Regions from separate parts of the Homo sapiens genome. Here region 2 is linked to region 1. Evidence: read pairs that join two places in POLR2A ChIA-PET (ENCODE). Cell type or tissue: Panc1. All regions are shown on one strand. Each heading gives the region's core, and the rest is flanking DNA. Links, peaks and the distances in the headings are about the cores only.

What was found. Peaks named below come from ENCODE experiments on the same cell type or tissue, not always from the same donor. Only the 100,000 strongest peaks of a DNase experiment are listed, where the experiment ranks them.
Region 2: POLR2A ChIA-PET joins it to region 1 with 9 read pairs; 2 of 35 experiments call an interaction of 5 or more read pairs at or near these places.

The regions. Positions count from the first base shown.
Region 1 is chr10:132,682,845-132,688,889 of GRCh38, forward strand. The region is part of intron 4 of INPP5A (inositol polyphosphate-5-phosphatase A); the gene reads left to right. Among named protein-coding and RNA genes, the nearest start is that of NKX6-2, 100 kb to the right of the region's middle. RefSeq lists an enhancer at 4,448-5,192. In Panc1, for the core only: no CTCF peak of the experiment used is centred there; DNase peaks (open chromatin) are centred at 1,677 and 2,667; H3K4me3 peaks cover 1,448 bases; H3K27ac peaks cover 3,143 bases.
Region 2 is chr10:132,464,026-132,470,070 of GRCh38, forward strand. LOC105378569 (a long non-coding RNA gene) reads left to right here. Exons shown (of 3, transcript XR_007062343.1): 3 at 785-4,066. Among named protein-coding and RNA genes, the nearest start is that of LINC02870, 22 kb to the left of the region's middle. RefSeq lists an enhancer at 1,226-1,816. In Panc1, for the core only: no CTCF peak of the experiment used is centred there; no DNase peak of the experiment used is centred there; H3K27ac peaks cover 216 bases.

The DNA.
Region 1 (6,045 bases), core at 986-4,985:
GTAAGGCCATCTGTGTATTATATACATATGCACGCACGTTTAATCTGTGTGTACACATGTGTGTGATCCTATGTGGCGGGCACGTGTCTGCCATGACCCAGCAATGCTGTGTATTATATACATATGTACGCACATTTAATCCACGTGTACACGTGTGTGTTATCCTATGTGGAGGGCACGTCTCCTGTGACCCAGCAAGGCCATCTGTGTATTATATACATATGTACGCACATTTAATCCACGTGCACACGTGTGTGTTATCCTATGTGGAGGGCACGTGTCTGCCGTGACCCAGCAAGGCCATGTGTTGTATTATATACATATGTATGCACGTTTAATCCACGTGTACACGTATTATCCTATGTGGAGGGCACGTGTCTGCCGTGACCCAGCAAGGCCATGTGTTGTATTATATACATATGCACACACGTTTAATCCACGTGCACACGTGTGTGTTATCCTATGTGGAGGGCACGTGTCTGCCGTGACCCAGCAAGGCCATCTGTGTATTATATACATATGCACACACGTTTAATCTGCGTGTACACATGTGTATTATCCTATGTGGAGGGCACGTGTCTGCGGTGACACAGCAAGGCTGTTATATATATATGCACGCATGTTTAATTCACGTGTACATGTGTGTATTACCCTATGTGGAGGGTGCGTGTCTGCAGTGACCCAGCAAATCCTCCTGCATAGTATGTCTGTGTGAACACTCAGTACCCATGTACCTGGATGCTTGTTATCTCTGACACACTTGCTCAGTAACACCATGCAGGGAAGATTATTATAGCATCAATTACAATACTCAAATAATTGGAAGTAGTCTTTATGTGCAACAGAGAAATGGATAAATTACAGGGTTTTTTGTTTGTTTGTTTGAGACAAAGTCTCACTTGCTCTGTCGCCCAGGCTGGAGTGCAGTGGCGCGATCTTGGCTCACTGCGACCTCTGCCTCCCAGGTTCAAGTGATTCTCCTGCCTCAGCCTCCCAAGTAGCTGGGATTACAAGCATGGGCCACCACACCTGGCTAATTGTTGTATTTTTAGTAGAGATGGGGTTTCGCCATGTTGGCCAGGCTGGTCTCGAACTCCTGACCTCAAGTGGTCGACCCACCTTGGCCTCCCAAAGTGTTAAGATTATAGGTGTGAGCCACTGTGCCTGGCCAAATTACAGTATTTTTATATGGTGAATTATTATGTAGCATTCAAAATAAGCTAAAATATGTCTTTATCTTGGTATCACGCCATAGGACATTTGAGAAACTGTCCTCTTTCTTGGCTTCCTTTGTGAAATCCACCTGTGTTTCTGGATGTAACTCTGATCTGTGTATTTTCCTTGCTGTATCTGGTTCTATCATAGGAATATTTCAAATTTGATTTACCCATTTGCACGTTAAGCATTTGGGTCATTTTCAGTTGGTGTTTTCAGAGGTCATATGCCATTGTATTCTCATGCCTGTCTCCTGAGAGCTCCAGCGTCTCTGAGAGAGGTCTGTGTGTGCATTCCACGTGTGTATACAGACATATGTATGTCTACAGGTGTATGCATGTATGTGTGTGTATTACATATGTATGTTTGTCTATAGTGTATATGGATGTGGGTTATGTACATGTGTGTGCATGGATGTGTACATATGTGTGTGTGTGCAGGAGTTTCTCTTGGGTGCAAAGCAGCCGTGAGGGTGTGGGGTTGTAAGTTCACAGGATGTGGTGTGTCCCTGTGGCTCATGTCTTCAGCAGTCACTCATTAGTCACTGTGAGCCTGTCTTCTCATTTCTCCTGTATTACAAGGGCAGAGGAAATGTCTGAAAGATCAGGCTCAGAACCACATGCCTGCCTCAGCTCGGGCAGGTGCTTTCACCCTAATGAGGACGGAACGTCAGGCTTGGCCTCTCCGTGATGTCCTTAGCTTTGTTCTCAGAGAGCACAGATGTTTGCCACTGGCCCTCACAGGGTGTGTCAGAGCCCAGGTGAGCATGGTTTCGTGCCCCTGGGCTCCTGCGTGAGGCCGCGTCCTTCATTTGGGGGTCCTGTGTCCTCACAGCATGCAGCTGGGGAAGGAGTGGGCTGCGTATGAGGGGAGTCATGTTTAGTAATCTCTCGACTCTCATTTAAAACAAATGAAGTTCTCTATTTTGTTGCAGACTTGAAGATTAGTTACCAACAATATCTTATGAAGTTTTTCTTTCTGCTCCTAGATTTATTTTATTAAAAAAAAAAACTGGAGGTGAAAACGCTTTATCTGTAGAAATAACAAAATGTCATGCTGTCTCAGAGTGAGATGGGAGTCACCAAATGCTGCCACTCTTTTTTCTGAGTCACTGTTGATAAGCACGGTCGGCCTTAGTCAGGGCTCCCCTGGGCCGCGGGCCGTGGCCTCCTCCCTCAACACTTTTTCCCTTCCCAGTGGCAGAATGCAGTGGCAGGCTCCACAGAGATCCCCCTGGGGCGCACTGGGAGCTGGCACCTGTGGTCACGCCCGCGACGCGGTTGGAACCAGCACAGGGGAAGGGCCCTGTTGCCACCTGGGGCCTCACATGGGCACTGCTTGTGCATTTCCCCTTTCTGTCTCGAGCAGAGTGTGTGCTCATGTGCGTCCCTTAGCGCGGGGTCTGTGTGACTGAAGTTTTAGGAATGTGTTCTGTTTTGTGCACGAGGGAGCTGGGTGCAGAAGACCAGGTTAATGATGTGTGCTTTGGTCGTTCACCTGATTGCGGAAATGATAAATTACCGGCCATCTGACTTGTTTGCAAATAAAAAGTGATGGAGGCATTTCCAATGGCAGCTTTGTGTTCCTGGCTTGTCAGCCTCTGCCCCGGCCTGAGTCATCCCGAGCCTTCCAGCCGGTGGCTCCGTCCGGGAGGTGGGACCCTGCTCAACAAACACGGGCTTTGTGATTGCACAGTGCCTGCCGGGACGCGTTGTTCTTTCCAAATGTGTGAGAAGTGGTCTGCTCCCGCCCTGAGTTGGCTGTGTTTGCAAAGTGGGCCCGCTATCAGAATTCAGCTCCCGAAATCAAGCTAAGTGACACGGTGTGGCCATTTATCACATTACCGGACTCCAATTGAAGTTGAGAGGTTGTTTTAATAGCATTTGTAAATACTCCATCTTCACTAGCCGCCCCTGTGAGAGGCACTGAGCCCCCATGGTACGCAGGGTTCGTTGCGCCCTGGTCGCCAGTTGGTGTGGAAGCCTGATGGTGGTGACTGGGAGCTTCAGTTGCCCATTAGCTCCCAGGCTGCCTTCAGAGACCAGGGTCCCACCAGTGCAGCCCCAGCCAGGGCCCAGGTTAGCCGGGGTCTGGATCTCCTGTGTGGCCCGCACCGGATCGACTTTTCGGTGCCCCAGGGGCTTGGCTTTGTCCAGTGGAGGCCGCTTCCCGGCTGTGCCGTGGCCTCCGGGGGCTGGAGGACTCCTGCCCGTGTCTGCAGTCCTCGCAGAAGCATCACAGCTAATGGCTGCATTTCACTAATGCAGAATTAATGAGCACTCTTGACAGTCTTGTTTATCAATACGTAAAAAGTATTTTGTTTTTAGCAAGAGGCGAGGAGTCATTATTCTCAGATGTGACAGACATACTCTTGACAAGTACTGTGGTCAGAGACCTGGGCGAGCTGGGGACTTCCTGTCGGCAGGCCCCGGACACGCTCCTGGCCCAATGTCCTGGTGTCTGTGATAAATGGGTGCCCTGAACCGTATTGATGGGACAGGGTAAACACCGAAAAAGTTGGGTCGAACTTTGACTTTAAATGTTCATTACAGCTAATTATGGATTTTCTGACTATGAATTGCAGTTTCTATCCCTGCACTGGCAATTTATTTTTCACTTATTTATTGCAAACTTTATAATATTCTGTTAGCTTTAACATTCAATGAGGTAATGATTTAAATGTTTGCAGCGACATTTATTATGTTTTTTCAGAGTGCTTTCTTTATCTGAAACAAATGAAGGGATATCTTCTATAAAGAAGGGCTGATGTTGGTGGAGGAGACATTAAGTTTCATCCATGGGGCATAGGCCTGCAGTTTTCTCTCTTAACTCTGTGCTGAAACTCTATTTTGCCAAAGAAAAGGATGAACACTGGCTTTTTAATTTTAATTTTCTATTTTTTTGAGACGGAGTCTCGCCCTGTCACCTAGGCTGGAGTGCAGTGGCATGATCTCAGCTCACTGCAACCTCTGCCTCCCAGGTTCAAGCAATTCTCCTGCCTCAGCCTCCCAAGTAGCTGGGATTACAGGCTCATGCCACCACGCCTGGCTGATTTTTGTACTTTTAGTAAAGACGGGGTTTCACCATGTTGGCCAGGCCGGTCTTGAACTCCTGACCTCGAGTGATCCGCTGCCTCGCCCCCACAAAGTGCTGGTATTACAGGCGTGAGCCACCAAGCCTGGCCAACACTGGGTGTTTTTAAGACCTGCTGTAAAGGTGGCTCAGTTCCCCGGGTTCTGAGCAGGTTCACAGCAGATGCCTAGTGAGATAGCGGGTCAGTCGAGCAGTGTCCATGTCACAGCCGAGTGCATCATGGCCACACGCAGCCTTCTGGACCCAGCAGCAGCTCACCAGGGCATGTGGCCTGGGGCCAGGGACCACAGAGGGCCTGAGGACACAGCCCCATGTCAGGCACACAGGTTCTCCCACCTTCTGGCTTTCCCGTGGAGGCAGAGATGCTGCCTGCTGCACCCTAGACCCACCTGCGAGAGAAGAGGAAGTGCACTGCGTCCCCCTCGGGTATCCTTCATCTCCGTCCCCTAGACAGAAGGTCCCTGTCATCTAGCCTGGGGGCTCCCATCTGGGTGGTGGCCAGGATGCAGGGCTGGGAGGCCCATGGTTACCCTGCAGCTTTGGGTTCTCCCACCGAGGTCTGGCACTCATGAGTGTGCATGTGTGTGTGCACATGCAAGCGAGCACTCGCACCTGCCACCTGTGCTGGGTGGAGGCGGCACGTGTCCCTGCTCCTGCCTGTGGGTGTGTTCCCTTCCCCACCAGACGCAGCAGAGACAGGAGGCAGAGGCCACCATGGCGTCGGTGCACAGGACTCAGGCTTGCCAGCCGGCCTCTCTTTTTAGGAGTTTAAATGCACTCCTTGAAGTGTGTTCTGTCAGAGGGCAGCTGTGTCATCCCCAAGGTGAAACACTGTTTTCTGGTGAGGTGTCCATGTGGCCAGCGTCCCCGGGAGCAGGACCATCACCCCAGCCCACCATGCACTGCACACGCCCTAGGAGCAGGAGCTGCACAGCCTCCAGGGAGCTTCCCATGTTGTGGAGTCGGCATCAAACCAGAGACGGCCTAACAGGCCCCAGAGAGCTGACCCAGGGGCCCAGGGGGCTGCAGACAGGGACCAGGCCAGAGTTACTGGCACGATTGGCCCTCAGCAGGCCCAGAACATAAGTCCCCTCACCATGCACTGTGCCTGCCGCCCTGCGCCTCTGAGGGAGCAGCAGCCTCCTGACGCCCCAGTGTGGTGCACCTTCTTGCAGCCCTGCCCCCAGGACAGCCACCCCAGTGACCGGTCGTCAGGGAGGGAGCAGCAGTTCCCTGGGAACTGCAGAGCCTGAAGTGTGTGGGACGTTTAGCTTGGGCCATGGAATTAGGTGATGTTCAGGCATTGCCTTTGACTTTCTTAGAGAGACAATAGCTCTGCAGCCCCGTAGGGCAGCATCTCAGCAGGAGGTCCACACTGGGGCACTCAGAACTGCAGGGTTGTGGGGTCATGGTTCTGCCCAAAACAAAGCAAGAGTGCATGAGTGCGTGTGTGCAAGTGTGTGAGTGTGAGCAAGTGCGTGCGTGTGCATGAGTGTGTGTGCAAGTGAGTGTGAACAAGTGTGTGCGTGTGCATGAGTGCATGTGTGTGCAAGTGTGAACAAGTGCATTGTGTGCATGAATGTGTGCAAGTGTGTGAGCAAGTGCATGTGAGTGCACGAATGAGTTCGTGTGTGAGCAAGTGCGTGTGTGCACCAGTGTGAGTGCATGACTGAGTGCAAGTGTAAGTGTGCGTGAGTGCGTGTGTGCATGAGTTAGTGCATGAGTGTATGAGTGCAA
Region 2 (6,045 bases), core at 811-4,810, 220 kb before region 1:
AAAGTGAGGAGTCATTCGCCAGAGTCAACAGACGTGCATGGCGGCGCTGTGCTCAAGCCTGGGCGGTCTGGAACCCTGATGCACCCTGCAAAGCTCCAGGGCCTGGCAGCCGGAGATGCCCCAGCCTTGAATGCATCCATCACCGAGCTGGGGGCCGTGGTCCCCCTCACTGGCTACCCACACGCCCCTAAGGACAGCCTCCCTGACACAGCGGCATGCCTCCTGGCAGGCCCACAGGGGACCTGGGGCCAGGGCTGCTCAGCCTGCCCACGTGTCTTGGAAAGGCTGTCGCTGGCTCGGCCGGATCCTCGTGTTCTCTGCCGGAGTGAAAACCAGCTTGTTCTGTCCAAGCCTGGAACCGGCCCAGGCTTCCAGGAGGAGGCCATGCTTGCCTGCCCTTGGCCAAGGGGAGCCAACCGCCCTTCCTGGTTCCAGGGAACCCCACGCTGTCTGCTTTGCCCAGAGACCCAGCTCCCTCCCTTGGAGCAGGCTCGCTGCCTCCCGGGTGTGGTAGGGGTGGCTGGGCCTCCCTTGGACAACGCTGGCTGGTTCTCTTCTCTGGCTGAGAGTCAGATCCCGTGCTTGCCCCAACCCAGAAGCTTCCAGGATGCTTTGCCTGAGCCAGGCCCTGGCCAGGGCCAGAGAAGTCCCCGTCCTCCCGGCCAGGCAGGGCAGGGAGCTGAGCCCAGGACGTGGAACATGCAGACTTGGATTAGCTGAGGGCTGGCTGTGGCTGGGGGCCCTCCCTGGCCTCTCTCTCAGAGCCTGTTTCTTTCCTTGTGAGGTGGTGACAGTAGCCCTGACGTCACAGCATGGAGCAGGATCACATGAACAGCAAATCCTGGCCCACGGTAGGCACACGCAGGGGTCAGGACGTTGGCCTGCGCCCTTCCCTGGGGGATGGTGGCTCAGGACCCCAGGCTGGCCTCCCTGCTGGCACCAGAACCCAGGGCCCCCTGGGCACAGGCCTGGGAAGGCTGAAAGAAGGTGTGGCCCAGCACAGTCCAGCATGGAGAGCCTCAGTGCCTGCCCCCTGGTAGGGTCCCCAGCCCCTACTCCCACACCTTTGCTGGGCAGCAGGTCCCCCCACAGGGGCTCAAAGGCTGACGGCCTTCCCTGAGGGTGCAAGGCTGGTTTCTGCAGAGTCCAGGGTGGGTGCTGGTGGCTTTGGGCAGTGTCTGGCGGCCCTGCGGATGCCCTGTGGATACAGCCCAGTGGGCAGCACAGAGCCAGACCCTGCCCTGCCCTGCCCTGCCCTGCCTTGCCCTGCCCTGCCCCGCCCCACCCTGCCCTGCCATCCCCAGGGTAAGGTCCCACAAGCCAGATCCTCCCTGCGTGTAGTCACCAGTCAAGGACTGCTCCCCAGCAATTCCTCCTCGCTAGCGCCACCCTCCCCGTGCTTACACAGCTGCAGCCCCCCGCCGCAATCCTTCCGGGCCCAGCCTGCCCCAGGACACACTCCCTTAGGAAGGTCTTTGCTACTGAACGGCTCGTTGGCCCTCACGGACCCTCAGGTGCGTGTCCGACAGCCCCTCTGGAGACTCACAGCCCGGCCTCCGTGCCTGGCTCAGAGCCGGAAGAGCTCCGCAGCCTCCGTCAGTCACACCGAGCCCAGCCTGGGGAAGGCCCCAGAAGCAGGAGTGTGCAGCCTCACAGACCGCACCCGGCCCTCCGCTCGGGGCTCTCTGGCCTGCGTGCTCAGAGCAGGAGGAGGTGGCCCAGGCTGTAGCCCCTGCTCAGGAGGCCGTGGAGAACCAGCTGGAGTCCCCACCACGCCCTGAGCGAGGGGGCGGCAGAAGGGAGGCGGCTCTGTCTCCGTGACATCAGGAGGGCCCGGGGGGCGGAGCAGGAAGACGAGTGACCACGACGCCAGGTATGGCGCTGAGCACCACGTGCAGGCCTAGCCGGTGACCCTCACAAGCCCTGCATAAGGTCAGGGTCACGCTCCCATTTTACAGATGGGGAAGCCCAGGCACCCGGACCACGCAGGGGGCCTTGTGCAGGACAGGGGTCATGTCTGGTCCCGTCCAGGTCACCTTACAGGTGAGACGCCCGGGCCCGCAGGTTGAGGCCGGCCAGCCCCCTCCCAACAGACCCCCTTGGTGGCTCTGAGTGAGGGCTGGTCCAGGGACAGGGCCTGAGGGGCACCACTGGGACCCAGCTGGAGGGTGTTCAGGAGCCATGAGGCTGCAGTCAGGCTGGCCCTGGGATGCCAGAGGGGATGCAGCCCCCACCGGGCCCCTCCTGTGGCCACAGCACAGCCCAGCCTGCCCCAGACAGGCTGCCAAGGCCTGGTTCAGGCCAGGGTGCCGGGCTGAGGTCGTGCCCACATTGCCACCCCTCTGCTCTGTGTGCTCAACTCAAACCCGCCCGGCCCTGCATGCAAACTTCCAGCTGAGACCCTCTGAGGCCCCTGGCGCTGAAGGATCAGGGTGCCCCCTGTGTATGATTTGAAATAACAACAGCACTAAGCCATCGAATGGGTGAAAGGTCAGAGTTCTGTTCTTTCCCACAGAGACAGCTTGGATGCCTTTTTTGAAATAACAAATATCAAATCCTTTCTAAAATTGTCACACACGGCCCCGCCTGGTTGGTGCCCAAGGACGTGCCCGGCCCACCCCGGCACCCTGCAGTTCCTCCCACCACCGTCTGGCCTGCTGAGCCTGCTGTCCTCGGCCCCCGGGAAGGAGCTCCCTTCCGCTCAGAGGGCTTCAGACCAGCCCGGTCTCCATCACACCCTCCACGCCGCCTCCTCCCAAGGCAGGCTCTGCCCCTGGACTGTAGAGAAGGCTCCAAAAGGACCGACCCCCCAGGACTGGAGACTCAGGAGAGGGAGCGCTTCCCTGAGTGCCAGTGGACTGGACCCTACCCTGAGCCAGGCCTAGACCAGGGGTCCACCCTGTGTGGCCGGGGAGCAAGAAAGCCAGTGGGGCCATCGCCTTGGTGCAGGTTCCGTGGGAAAGGGTCCTTTTTCCAACGGGGCGGGAAGAGGTGCCAGGCAGATGGAAGTCTCGGTTTCCCCAAAGGAGCCATCGGCCTGTGGCTGGAGGTCCTGCTTCCTTCCCCACCCCAGCTGGCCCTGGAGGTGGATGGCAGGCCCACCGCAAGCCCTGAGAAGCTGGGCGGCCTGGGTCAGTCCAGAACTCCCCTGACCCGCCTTTCCTGTTGCACGTGGGGACGCCAAAGCCAGGGAGGCTCAGCCCTGTGAGGCCCTGGGTGCTGGACAGAAAGACTCTTGCTCCTCCAGCCACCTCAGTGCTCTCAGCTGGCCAGGGCCATGTGTCACCCACTGAGCTGGGGAGCCCTTAGGTAGAGACACGGCAGGGTCCACGCAGGTGACACCTGGGTGACAATTTGAAAAAGGAGGCCTCAGGTAACTGTGGCCTGTGGACCGTGGCTGTGCCCAGCACTCAGCCATTTGCCTGATGAAAGACAGTCAGGGAGAGTGCCAGCTGACCGGGTGGGGGCGTGAGCTGAGCAGGGGAGGAGGGGCCCCATGTGATGCTCCGTGGGGGGAGGGACCCTCGGCAGAGGGCGTTTGACTCGAGGAGGGGGCGCCAGGCCCCGGCTCAGCTCACCACCCGGCCCATGTCCAGCATCCCCCCAAAGCCAGCCTCTGCCCGGGCCGAGGCTGCCCTCCCAGGGGTGGGGAAGCCTTGGCCCCACCTGCTGCCCAGTCTCCCCAGGCTGCTCTCACCACAGTGCCCCAGATTTTGCTTCTGGAAATACACTGGCAATTAAATCAAAAAGCCCTTAGAGCCGCCCAGAGAGGAAAGGTGAGCGCTTACGCAACAGCTCATTACCGCGGCTCCCGAGGGCCCAGGAAGATGCCCGTCCACCAAGGCCACCTGCCCAGGACTCTGCCTGGGGGCAGGAGGAGGGCAGGACACCAGCTGCCTCTGACCTGCAGCCCCTCACGTCCTCACAAGGGAGGATATCCCCCTCCCAGGGCCAGCCACGGTTCAACGCGGTGCATGAGCACAAGGTGCTGGGTGGGGCCAGGGGACACCTGTCTCAGGCTCAAGGCTAAGGAAGGGAGGAACGCTACTGAGCAGAGCTGTGCGGCCCCAAGGCCGGCTCCAGGCAGGCGGGGCAACGCCAGCTCCCAGGGCGGGAGGGGACGGGGGAACAGCCCCTGGGAGGCGCCAGGGTCGTGGGGGTGTTGGGGAGGTGAGGGACAGGGTGCCGCTCTGGGGGTGGTCAGAGTCCTGCTGGTCTGGCGCTGACAGGACTCAGGTCCACCTCCCTGCCTGCATACAAGGGGAGACTGAGGGTCTTCACGCCCATTCATCCCGCTCAACGCTGAAATGAAAGGAGGCAAGGAAAGAGGGAGAGGGCAAGGGAGGGAGAGAGGAACCAAGGGAGAGAGGGAAGAAGGGAGGGAGAAGGAGAGGGAGTTCGGGGAGGGAGAAGGGGAGGAGGAGAAGAAGCTGGAAAGGGAGGGGAGGGAGGAGATGGGGAGGAGATGGGAGGCAGGGGGAGGGGAGGGAGGAGATGGGATAGGGGAGGAGATGGAAAGCAGGGGAGGGGAGGGGAGGGAAGGCAGGGGAGGGGAGGGAAGGCAGGGGAGGGGAGGGGAGGGAAGGCAGGGGAGGGGAGGAGATGGAAGGCGGGGGAGGGGAGGGAAAGCAGGGGAGGGGAGGGGAGGGGTCTAGCGGCACCTAGAGAGTGTAGACAGTGCTGGCTGTTCTGAAGGGGCTGCAGCAGCTCTCCGAGTCTTTTCTGGGGCCTCTTGGGCCTGTTGACCCTCACGCGGTCCTTGCCCCTGTGGGCACTTCTTCCTGCCTCCTGGACAGTGGTGGGGGTGTTGGGGGTTGGGGTTCTGTCTCCCACCCACCAGGGCCTCAGGAATCTCTGGCAGCACTGGCCCCTTGCCCTGGGCCACGGGACACTGCTAGGCTGATGTTTGCAGCCCCGTGGCCACGGCTGTTGCAGCCCCTGCCCCCTGCCCAGGGGTCAGCAGGTCCCAAGAGCCGCAGAGTCCCCCTCCGCCGTCTGCCTCAGTTCAAGCTCTGGCCCTTCCTTCACCAAGAAGAAAACTCAGTGGGCCCACTTGATGCTTGTTTTCCCTGAAAATAATAATATAATAATAATAATAATGGCTCCTGACTTATTTAATAATAAAATTGTAGAACATTTATAAAATAGAAGAAAACCACAACCTCACCCCAAAACCCGGAGCGGGAAGGCCTGATGGCAAGCGTCTGCTCGGCCCTTCCAGCCTGTCCCTGGCACGCTGACCCTGCTTGGGACTCTCCTTGCCCGATCGAGCCTGCCCCGGGGCACCAGAGGACAATAAACCCGTGAAAGCTAGGCTCGGTGACCAGGGCTGCCCCAGCGAGGGTGAAACAGGGCTCAGCCAGGAGGGCTGGGGCAGCGGCAGGTGTCCAGCCACGGGGTGGGGCTGGTTCCCTGGGGCCTGTCCCAGGAGGGGCATTAGGGTAAAAGATCTGACTGTAAGGCCTCAGGCAAGCACAGGTGGGAAACCTCTGCAGGTCCCAGAGGCCAGGCCAGGGGGGCAGTTTGGGGCAGGCAGGGGGCTGGAGGGGAAGAGCAGGGGCTTGGTAATGGCCTTGACTTTCACCAGCCTGGAGACCAGCCGCAGAGTGGGGCGAGCTTTGCTTTCTGGGTTCTGACTTTGAGCGGCGGGCTCTGTGCTCTGGTGGGCTGCCAAGTCCCAGTGAGTCTGTCTCCAGGGGAAACTGCCTATTTGTTTAGGAAAATATGTTAATGGCCTTTTGGGTAGTGGGAGGAAAATCTCAGGGCACCGTCTGAAATCAACAGAGTCAAAGTGGCTCACAGCACAGGAGGGGTGTCCCACGGGGCGCAGGGCTGCCTCAAAGGCGGAACTGTTAGGGGCCCTCAGATTGGACCCAAGGGGCAGGGGAGAGGGGATTTGATACAGGATAAATTGTACGTAGTTTTAATTTAATTTATCTGATGACTAGAGATGTTAAGCATTTCTACTTTGGACATTTGATTTGTTTCATTTAAATCGTCTTAGGCTGGTCTTTCTCCATTTTTTTACTGGGATATTTGTTTTTT